Regions from separate parts of the Homo sapiens genome. Here region 1 is linked to region 2. The links are chromatin contacts, found by Hi-C or POLR2A ChIA-PET in ENCODE. All regions are on one chromosome and are shown on one strand. Each heading gives the region's core, a stretch centred on a gene start or an enhancer-like site at or near the end of the contact. The rest is flanking DNA. Distances are from core to core; before and after follow the strand shown.

Evidence for each region. Hi-C counts contacts between places; a loop is a spot of excess contacts on that map. ChIA-PET counts read pairs that join two places held with the same protein, here RNA polymerase II (POLR2A). Pooled maps may share reads with other maps.
Region 1: a pooled map shows a loop between it and region 2 (2.3-fold over the local background). The contact joins two enhancer-like sites. A Hi-C loop is called at or near these places in 5 of 50 pooled maps. POLR2A ChIA-PET finds 5 or more read pairs at or near these places in 9 of 52 experiments (AG04449, AG04450, GM12878 and 5 more).

The regions. Positions count from the first base shown.
Region 1 is chr7:55,531,000-55,536,201 of GRCh38, forward strand. The region is part of intron 1 of VOPP1 (VOPP1 WW domain binding protein); the gene reads right to left. Among named protein-coding and RNA genes, the nearest start is that of VOPP1, 39 kb to the right of the region's middle. RefSeq lists enhancers at 2,598-2,717, 2,788-2,857, 3,198-3,257, 3,298-3,907, 3,928-4,087 and 2 more. Within about 2 kb of position 3,417, at least 21 of the 41 ENCODE cell types and tissues checked have a DNase peak (open chromatin) inside an H3K27ac peak, as active enhancers do.
Region 2 is chr7:55,405,439-55,410,969 of GRCh38, forward strand. The region is part of intron 5 of LANCL2 (LanC like glutathione S-transferase 2); the gene reads left to right. Among named protein-coding and RNA genes, the nearest start is that of LANCL2, 43 kb to the left of the region's middle. Within about 2 kb of position 4,248, at least 3 of the 41 ENCODE cell types and tissues checked have a DNase peak (open chromatin) inside an H3K27ac peak, as active enhancers do.

The DNA.
Region 1 (5,202 bases), core at 2,167-4,666, 120 kb after region 2:
AAACCATGAAGCATCCTTTCACTCTCAGAAATCACTTTTTAGATGCCAAAAATACTTAGAGGTGCCATTTTAGGCACAGAACTATATAAAATGAATATAAGGCCTGCAGCCAAAAGGGTTCATGTGACAAATTTTCCAAATGCCACAAAACATCATTCATTCAAAAAACTCATGAGTGGGAGACTTCATTAGAATAGCCTGAAAGCAGCGATAACAGATAGAAATATCAGTGCTACTGTTATCTGCTGGCAATAAATGAATATGATAAACCTTTGTTATCAGCTCAGTTCCAACAAAAGCAATGAACAGGACCAAACCTTTGAATGCTCTCCTTAAAGGCCTAATCCAGAATTTTTTTTTTTTTTTTTGAGAGGGAGTCTCGCTGTGTCGCCCATGCTGGAGTGCAGTGGTGCGATCTTGGCTCACTGCAACCTCTGCCTCCTGGGTTCAAGCGATTCTCTTGCCCCAGCCTCCCAAGTAGCTGGGATTACAGGCACGCGCCACCACACCCAACTAATTTTTTTGTATTTTTAGTAGAGATGGGGTTGCACCCTGTTGGCCAGGCTGGTCTCAAACCCCTGACCTCAGGGGATCCGCCCACCTCGGCCTCCCAAAGTGCTAGGATTACAGGCATGAGCCATCGCGCCCAGAAAAAGTCATCTTTTTTTGATGTAATTGCAGAGTGCAAGAGTAACATTATGAAAAAAAAGTCAACAGATCAGCTCTGCCACCTCCTAGTCTATGATTTGGGCACCCGGCTTTGATGATCTCATACATGTCTGAGAAGAGTAACAGGCTTGTTGTTTCCAACTACTATGCCCCCAAAATGAAATAACTGAGATATGTACCAAAAGACTACTCTCCTCCAGTTGGGCCTAAATCTTGGCCAGCAGATCCAAAACTCAACCACCACACTTAAGAGAAAATATCAACTTCTTACCTTTTGCAGACAGAAATGCCCAGAAAGATTAATAAGTGGAGCAGCTTCAAGGGCAAAATGCCAAAAAATGCATAAGGATTTTTGCATTTGGGTTGTGTACTACCCTACCTATTTGACTTCTATTTTAGAAGAAAAGTGTGTTGGATTCTCTGATGACATATATTTCTGTAAGTCTAGATTCTAACTGTAAAGAGCACAAGAAATTGAAAAGCTGAGATGTGACTAAAGTCTGACTAAAGGCTGAATAAATGATGGTGCCACCCACATTTAAAGACAATGTGACTTACTAGAATAAACACACACAGCACCTGCCGCATGCCTGCTTCTGTGCCTGAACAGTGACCCAACCATGGTCAGGTCACCGAAGGTCTCTAAGCTTTGGTTCTTTGTCTACAGACTGGAGAGAGGTATTTCTGTCTTGCCTTGAGGTTTACATGAAACAGTGTATGCGAACCACCTGGCGCATGCCCACTATTCTAAGAGCCTCCTGCTAAGTCGTTACATTGTGTGCTGTGTCGGTTTATTCTTGAGAATCATGGTCAAGTAAAGCTCAACCTAAAGATGCAGTTAACATTCTCTACAACGTACTTTTGTGTCTCTATGGAGAGTGAGAATATGGAACCTGTGATCCAAAATGAACCAGAAAAACAAACAAACAAAAAACAGAAGTTTAGAAACTACACTAGTTACAACCACCAGCTTGGAAATGATACCCTGGTGTGGAAAAATACAGCTCAAAGCAATCTGAGGGAGGCTCCTCCCCTTTCCATGGAAGTTTTCATGGCTTCTGGCACACCCTGTCAGCATTCTCTTCCCAGGAAGGTACTGGGAAGCACTGCCACGTGTACTCCTCTCATTCCTTTTCACTACTACCAAATTTCACACCCCCTCAATTCTAGTAATATGCATTTTCATTAAATCTGGTAATATTTAACCTGGAGTCAAAAAGCAATTTCTTGTGCTTAGAAGACTTTCTATTTCTTGTCATGAATTGATTGGTTATAAATGTTAAGGGACTAAGCTGTTACAGCAAATTTGGGGAGAAAGAGAGTCAGTTCCACGTGCTGCCCCAAAGCAGCATCTGTGTATCAGAAAATCTTCAGGGAGTCTCTGGCAGTGTGGAGGCCTAAGCTAAAACCAGGAGGACTGAGAACATATGTGCCAGGAAGGTGATTTTGATGCCAGTTCTGTCTCTCTCCTGAACCCAATCAACTCAATCATTTCTGTTTAACACAAACTCACATGAGTGCCTCCTAAAAGCTGGTTCAGTCAGCTGCCTCCAGGTCAGACCAGTGAGGATGGAGGCCGGTCACTCAGTGTTGTCTGTGGGTGCATGCAAGGGGCAGTGTGGTGCTCTTGAAAGGCAGTGCCCAAGGACAGCAGCAGAAATGCCCCTGCCTTCCCCACTCAGGAAGGGCATCACTGTCCACCCACAAGCAGCTTCCAGAGCCATCACTTATAAATATTTCTTCTCTCATTTAGATTTCCCTGTGCCAAGAAAAAAAAACAAAAACAAAAAAACACCTGCCTGCTCTGAGTCAGCCTCAGAGATGACCGTGGTTGACTGTGCTGTCTGCCATCTGCTTTTAACCACGAAAGAGGAAGCAGCTATGTGGGACACCACATCAGGGAACCTTCCGGACCTAGGGTCTCACTGCCTGGAAACTCCCCTGAGCCTCAGCTTCTTCAGATGGAAGGGACTCTGCTAACTCAAAGAACCCCTCATACTACCCACCAAAGGAAAGTCCCCATCAGGGAGACTAGCAAGGGAGGCTGAATGTAGAACAGCACTCAGGTTAATCCTAAATCCCTACCTGGCTTTCCCTCCTCAGTCATCAACATAGTGATGGGGTGAACTTCGATGATGTTGTCTGGGGACTGACCTTCATATCCTCTGATCCTCCCAGTCTTTTCTTCTTACCTTTTCTCGTACCCAGTGTGTGGTGGGTGGGTAGGGAGGTAGATGAGTGAAAACACCCACAGGAAGGAGGATGGCAAAACTCAGATCCAAAAGCAACAACTCTGCCTCAGTGTTGTAAATAAGCAACAGCTTTTCCACCCAAAACAACTCATTTGTGCAAGGTCACCAGCAAACTGTACAGCTGTCTCCCAGCCCTGTCAGCTATAATTTCTAATAGCTGTCACTGTGTCCTGGCTTGTTAAAATCCGTGAAGGAAATCATTTCATGTAGCTTTTTTTTTTTTTTTACGAGATGGAGAGAGAAAAGAATGGTAGCAGAGTAAAACAGCAAGTGCAAGCAGATGACAGAAATTTCTACAGACACTTAATAGACAGACATTCCTTAGGCCTAGTTCAAATATCTAAATTCCATCTGGGGACTTGGCTGTCAAAAGATAATCATCTCTTGCTTCATTTCTCATATAATTTCCTAAACCCTCGGGTCTCAGCTAGTGCAAGGTCCTGTCATGGTCACCTGTGGCTTGGGCCAATTCTCACTTCCCCTGAAGGGCAGCTGCGTGTAGGGAGCGGGGGCTGCCCAAAGTTTCACTCTGACTGGAGGTAAACTTAACATCATTTCTGCATTAGTCATTTAGAGCCCTGGGCTCAGTACTTTCCCCCAACTGGGTTTCTGCTTTTGAGCTCGCTCTGCAATTTCCCCAATTCTGACTCAATTCTCTCTGGGCCCAGGGAGCTGTCAACAGCCACTCCTCCCCACCCATTTCTCCAGCTGTAGCCCTCTTGCAGGTGTCCTGCCCACAAAAGAACACCAGCATACAACGCCATGCAGGGCCCACTCTGAGCTGGGGACCTTCTGCCAGTTGCCACCTGGGATCTCTGCCAGGTGCCCAGAAGAACCTCACACCAGACATCCCTACAGCTGAGCGCTGCTCCCACCCAGTGCTCTGGACTTTGGGGAAAGTACCACCGCCCACTAGCTCACCCCAGCCACATGCTGTCCCCAGTGCCTCCTGTCTTCCCACTCCATCCACGTGGTCAAGCCTTGTCTCTTCCCAGGACATTCCTGCCACACCACAAAGGAGGCTGGCATCAAAAGCCAGGGGGTGAGCTTGCTGATGGGAGAAGAGGAGAACAGGAAGACACAGTTGAAGAGTGGTAGAGCCTGCAGCACCTGCCCCAAGACCACTGCCACATCCAAGTCTGGCCGCATGGCCTCTAGTGCCAGGGCCTGGCTGGGGGACTCCTGACACTGCACCTGCCCCTAAACCTCTCAGCAGCCTTGACAAAGCTCAGGGGGCTACGCAGGGCTCTGTCATAGAGAATAGGAAAGGAGGGCACACAGCACACCAACTCCTGCTAGAAAATCTCCAGGGGCTCCCCATTCACTGTGGGTTTCTCTTTGCTTCCCCTTGAGGTCATAATTTTCTTTCTTCTGAATGCAATTTTATCTTCAGTGGGCTTCATTACACAAACAAGCAAAAAGAGTGGGGCTGACTGATCAGGGCAAAGCTCAGTGAGCTCAGAGGGCACTGGGGCAGGCTCCCCCTGGAAACCCTGCTGCCTCACTGAGGGTGAAGTACAGACCCCAGGGAGTGTCCTTCTGGCCTGGCCGCCCCCACATGCCATTGGCTCTTCCTGTCTCTGCCGCTCCTCCCAGTCCCCCGCCCCGCAGCCATTTCCATCCATGCACCTCTAGAGAACCCTAGGTCTATTCACTTCCATCTGGAAAACACTTCTTCAGAGTTTCCACCAACGGAGCCTCAGCCTCAGTGTCACTTGGATGAAAATTTTCGAGACTTCCAGAAGGTGAGTTGTTAGTTTTCCCCCTTGGGGCTCTGATTAAATTTAACTCTCAGCACTTCAGCTTACAAGGAATCTTCCCTTCCGTGAACTTATTTGGTCCTAATGAGACCATGGGAAGGAGTGGGCTGCCCTCAACCAGCAGACATGCTCAGCACTGTGTCTGCCATCCCAGGATGCAGTTGGGGCACTGTCCCTCTGTGCAGAGGCTGGGCAGGCAGACATCAACTTACCGCAGGTCTGAGACTATCTCCAAAGACAGTGTTCTTTCCTTGATGACGACCGACTCTTTCCTACACCTGACCCACACTCTGTGCCAAGCAAGGATCATGCACTCAGGGCCCTGGCTCCTCCTGCAGGGTTGGGTCTTCAGGAGCTCCTGAGGAGTAAGGGCCCTGCCTCGGCCACCCTGTTGGCCCCAGTGCCTGACCCAGGCCAAGCGTTCAGGAAACCTTTGGTGGAAACGCTCACATATCCACTTCCTTCTCTGCCTGCTCAAAAGTTGTACTTGGATTTGACTATACACCCTGAAGTATGGAGAC
Region 2 (5,531 bases), core at 2,998-5,497:
ATAGTGTATTCTGTATTTTCCCGGGAAAATGTTTTAACAGTGGTTCAGGAACTTTTTTTTTTTTTTTTTTTTGGGACAGGGTCTCACTTTTGCCCAAGCTAGAGTGCAGTGACACAATCTCTGCCTACTGCAAACTCCATCTCCCGGGTTTAAGTGATTCTCCTGCAGCCCCACGAGTGTGCTGGGATTACAGGCGTCCACCACCATGCCTGGCCGGAACTTTTTTTTTTTAATGCTAATTCCCTTAGGGGAACATAGTAATGTAAGAACCATGCCAGTGTCTTTCATGTGTTTAGGCTGATTTTGCTGTATATTATGGACTTCCTTGGGAGGAATACAAATCATAAAATACTCCATTGATCTGCTTTTAAAGTGAGGAACTTGGAACACTATGTAGTAAGTACTTGACTTAGAGATTGAGCCAGGTTTTCTTTCAAGATTCTTAGGCAGTGGCGTGGTAGAGCCAGCATGGGGAGCTGCCCGCATCTCTTCCCTGCTGCACGGTTCGTGGCTGTTGTCAGTGCAGAACTACGATTCAGAAATGTGGAAAGGAGGGCTTTGTTTCTCATACAGGGTTACAGCCTGCAGCTAATCATACGTAGCCTTGGGCTAGAAGCCAGAAATATTCTGAGGGAGTGGAAAGGGAGCAGGAACGTATGCCAAGCCAGGTGGCCGAATGTATGTGTCGGTGAGCTGCAGGAGGAGTGGAGTAGTTGCTAGAGAAGTGTGTGCCTGCAGACTTGGACTTCGTGCTCCTTCTTGAGATCCATGTTCAGAAAATGGTGGCACAAGCGGGATCCAAGGGTAGCATTTTCCACCCTCTGAGTCAAAAGGTGAAGCAGAGGAACAAAACCCCTCCCTGCATGTCCTTCATAGGCTGGCCAGAGCGTCCCTGGTGCCTTCTCAGGAACAAGTGCTGGCTGCTTGGGTTGTTGAAGCCACAGAAGATGGGGGAGCAGTCAGGTGGTTGTCGCTGGCAGTGCAGAGTCGGCTGAAAGATCTGGTTCCCGCTTAGCCCTTAGGGCAGAAAGCCTCATGGGGTCAGCAGGGGACGGGCAGAGCAGGGTGAGCCCCACCTCTTAGCCTGTCATGACTGGGAGCTTAGCTTCAAGGTTGCCTCAGGCTTCCTTGGCCAAGAAAGGGTCTGCTCAGTGAGTTGGGGGCTTAGAATTTGGTTCTTATTTCTCATTGTCTAGTAGTTTAGTCATGTAAAAGTGGTAGTTTCAACTGGAGGGTGTCGTTGGAAGGCTATCAGAACAATATATGCAAAAACTCTTAAAATATCACTTAAAAAGAACTCCACTTTCATGATAGCAGAATAAAAACAGTTCGCCTCTTGAAAATAATCTCAGAACAACCAGAAAAACAACAAAACAGAAACCGAAGTTCTTTGATGAAGCTAGGGGACATCTGGAGCTCCAGCTGCAAACCTGTGAACTGAAGCAGGCAAAAGAATGACAGCTGACCTGCTGGGATGAAAGATGGCGTCAGTGCCCGAGGGGGACGGTGCCCACGAGAAGCAAGTCAGTTTGTTCTACAGAACCCCAGAACTCAGGAGGGGAAAGTGCCATGTCCCCAGTAGGCATTGCCATACGTGGGCTTGGGGGACTCTCTGGCACAGGAGGCTTCTTTGAGCATGTGCAGTGGTTGGACCTCTGTGAGCACCTGCACCCAGCACAGGGAGGGAACTGCCTATCCTTCAACTCGTGCTGGAGACAAAAGGAGTTAGGTCTGGAAAAACTGACTAGGCTCTTTTCAATTCAGGAAAGCCAGATGTAGAAGAGAGTTGGAGTGAAGCACAGAACTAAAAATAGGGGGCGAGAGTGAGTGTCCATGGTCCAGGGTGAGACTGCCTCTCTGTCACCGCCAGCCTCAGGCACCGTCACCTCTCCCTCACCCCAAGGGGCAGCACCACCTCCACCCCACTCGGGGCTTGAAGTCACTTTTCCGAAGAAACAAGTAGCTCAGATAAAAGTTTCATAAGTACAGGTATTTGAAAGCCCCCATTAAAAAGTTAGTCTGCCATCCATGATGGTTAATTTTATGTGTCAACTTGACTGAGCCCTGGTGCCCAGACATGTGGTCAGACATTCTGGATGTTTCTTTGAGGGCGTTTTTGAATGAGATTTACATTTAAGTTGGTGGACTTTGAGTGAAGCCAGCTGCCCCATAGGATGTGAGTGGGCCTTGTCAATCAGTTGAAGGTCTGACTAGAACAAAATGCTGGACCCCCAGGCAAGAGAGGATTCTCCAGCACTCTGCTTTCAGACTCCAGCTGCAGCTCCTTCCTGAGTCTCCAGCTTGCTGGCCACCCCAGGCAGTTTGTGGACTCATGAAGCCTCTGCAGCCAGTTCCTTGGAGTGAATCTCTTTCTCTACTTTTACACATCCCGTTGGTCTACTTCTTTGGAGACCCCTGGCAATCCCCCATCCAGCCACTCCACAGTGATTCCCACCGTTCCGCAGCCCCTCCGGTGCACTGAGGACAGCGAGGAGCTGTGCCTTATGCGTGAGCACAGACCAGTAGCCGATGAGCGGACATGGCAGAAAAGCCCCAGCTTGAAAGATGGAGACCTGAACAAGTAGAAATAAAAACAAAGAGAAAGCAGGAAGTGGAAGAAAGCTTCGAATAAATAATAATTCATAATTAATATCCTCAGGGAAATAAGAGAAGCTGTTGCATCCAAGAAACAAACATTTGAGGGAAAAAGAGAGCTCTTGAAAATAAAATATATAATAGCTGAATTTTTAATAAGTTCATGAAAATGGGAAGCAAAGTCACATATCTTAGAAAGCAGGCAGAAATAGACAATGGGAGAGGAAAACGTAAGAAAGAGGATTAATCCAGGAGGTTCAGCATGTGACTAGTGGGAGACCTAGTGAGGGAGAACACACAATAGGAGGGAGGAAAATAACACAAAAATATGCTCTAGAAATGAGGGACATAGGCTGGGCGCAGTGGCTCATGCCTGTAATCCCAGCACTTTGGGAGGCCGAGGTGGGCGGATCACTGAGGTCAGGAGTTTGAGACCAGCCTGGCCAACACAGTGAAACCCCGTCTCTACTAAAAAAATACAAAAAATTACCTGGGCCTCATAGCGGGCACCTGCAATCCCAGCTGCTTGGGAGGCTGAGGCAGGAGAATCGCTCGAACCCGGGAGGGAGAGATTGCAGTGAGTCGAGATCACGCCACTGCACTCCAGCCTGGGTAACAGTATGAGACCCTGTCTCAAAAAAAAAGAAAAAAAAAGAAATGAGGGACATAGTTGCATATTGGAAAGACCTACCAGTTTCCTACACAATGAGTGCAGACAGACAAATCCACATCATGCCCGTTATTGTGAAAGCTTAAGATAAAGGGATAAAGAGACAATGCTTAAAACATTAGACGGGAAATAGCTGGGTGTAGTGGCATGCGCCTGTAGTCCCAGCTACTCGGGAGGCTGAGGCAGGAGAATTGCTTGAACCCAGGAGGTGGAGGTTGCAGTGAGCCGAGATCGTGCCACTGCACTCCAGCCTGGGCGACAGTGAAACTCTGTCTCAAAAAAAAAAAAAAAGAAAAGAAAAAAACAGGTTATGTACAAAGTCCAAAAATGACATTGGACTTTGCAACAGTTTCATTGAAGCTAAAAGATAAATGGAAATGATTTCCAAGTTTTTTTTTTTTTTGAGACGGAGTCTTGCTCTGTTGCCCAGGCTGGAGTGCACTGGCGCGAACTCGGCTCACTGCAAGCTCTGCCTCCCGGGTTCATGCCATTCTCCTGCCTCAACTCCTGAGTAGCTGGGACTACAGGCACCTGCCACCATGCCCGGCTAATTTTTTTTTTGTATTTTTTAGTGGAGATGGGGTTTCACCGTATTAGCCAGGACGGTCTCGATCTGACCTCATGATCCACCCGCCTCGGCCTCCCAAAGTGCTGGGATTACAGGCGTGAGCCACCGTGCCCGGCCAACTTCCAAGTTTTGAGTAAAAATGATTTCTAACGTTGCATTCTGCCCAGAAAGTTACCAATTAAATGTGGAGTAGAGCAAAGACTGTTTAAAACATCCTGTCCCCCAAATTTAATTTCCCTGTACTTCATCTCAGGAAGCTACTGGAGTGTGGTGTCTACCACAACAAGGGAGTACTCTAAGAAGGAGGATCAGATCCAGGGAAGAGGGGCTCCCATACAAGACAGGGGAGCAGAATCCCCAGGAAGTTGACAGGTGCAAGTCCCAGGACAGCAGTGTCACAGAAGACCTGGAAAGCAGCCAATTATGGAGAGTCGCCTCCAGGGAAAGCAAAGTCATAGTAGATTTGACCATGTGGAAAATCTTATCGAGAGACTTTTTACAGAGCTGTTGGTGGGTATGAAAAAGCTTAGGTACTGGTTTAAAGAAAACTAAGCAAATAAAATGTGAGAAAGTTACTCCAGGAAAAACTAAAAGGTGTAAAAGAATATCTGTAATTCAGTGTATTTCCTGTTTCAGGAGCAAACAATATTTGCATAGTATAGTCTGTAAAGAACACAGGATTATGGATGGTGACCAGAGTGAAACTAAAAATGGTGACCAGAGTGAAATTCTCTTGGGAAGATCAGAGGAAGGAAAGTGTCCCTCATCTGCCACAAGGGGAAACCTAGAATCAGTAACTCAGGGCACAGCCATGCATGGATTGTTTAGAAATACTGTGGTAATATGAATAAGCAGCTAACAACCACCACAACAAAAAGGAACTCAGTTGTGTCCTAGGAACGACATGGTCTGTTGGTCTTTGAGATAAGCTCCTCAACATTTTTTGACATTTTAAAGTGGTTCTGTATTGATTACCTGTAAGAAAGTAATTTTAAAAGTACCATGTAGCCTTTTGGAAATAAACTTAATGACCTATAGTTTTTAAAAAGCTAATATATTCTCTAAGTGTGTATCAGGAAAAACACCTAAAGATTTTCTACTAAGTATAGTTTTATTTCAATGAAATTTAGAAGTATTGATATTCCTTAAATTAGCTTTCCTTCATTTTTAATAAAATTAACTTTTTGTTGAAGAAATGAGGTTTTTATTTCATTCTGTAGGAGATGTCATGTTGTAAACTTTGGTGCTTATGGAATGATGAGAATTTAAAGCAATGCAATATTTTATTTCAGTTTTGAGAGTACTTTACGTCACCCCTGACATGTGCAATTAAAGCCAAGTGAAAAATCAGTGGCCAGAGGCGGGTTCTCTATCTCAGACTTTAGCAATATGCGGATTTATGTGGTGCTAACATGTCACTTTAAAGACATTGTGTGGTGTTAACATGTCACCCTGAGACGTTCTGTGGTGCTAATATGTCACCCTAAGACGTTTGTGTGGTGCTAACCTGTCACTCTAAAGATGTCGTGTGTTGTGAATGTGTCACCCTAAAGACATTGTGTGGCATTAACATGTCACTCTAAGGATGTCATGTGCTAATGTGTCACCCTAAAGATGTGAGGTGTTAACATGTCACCCTAAGATGTTCTGTGGCACTGTCATTCTAAGGATGTCATGTGGTGACATGTCACCCTGAGA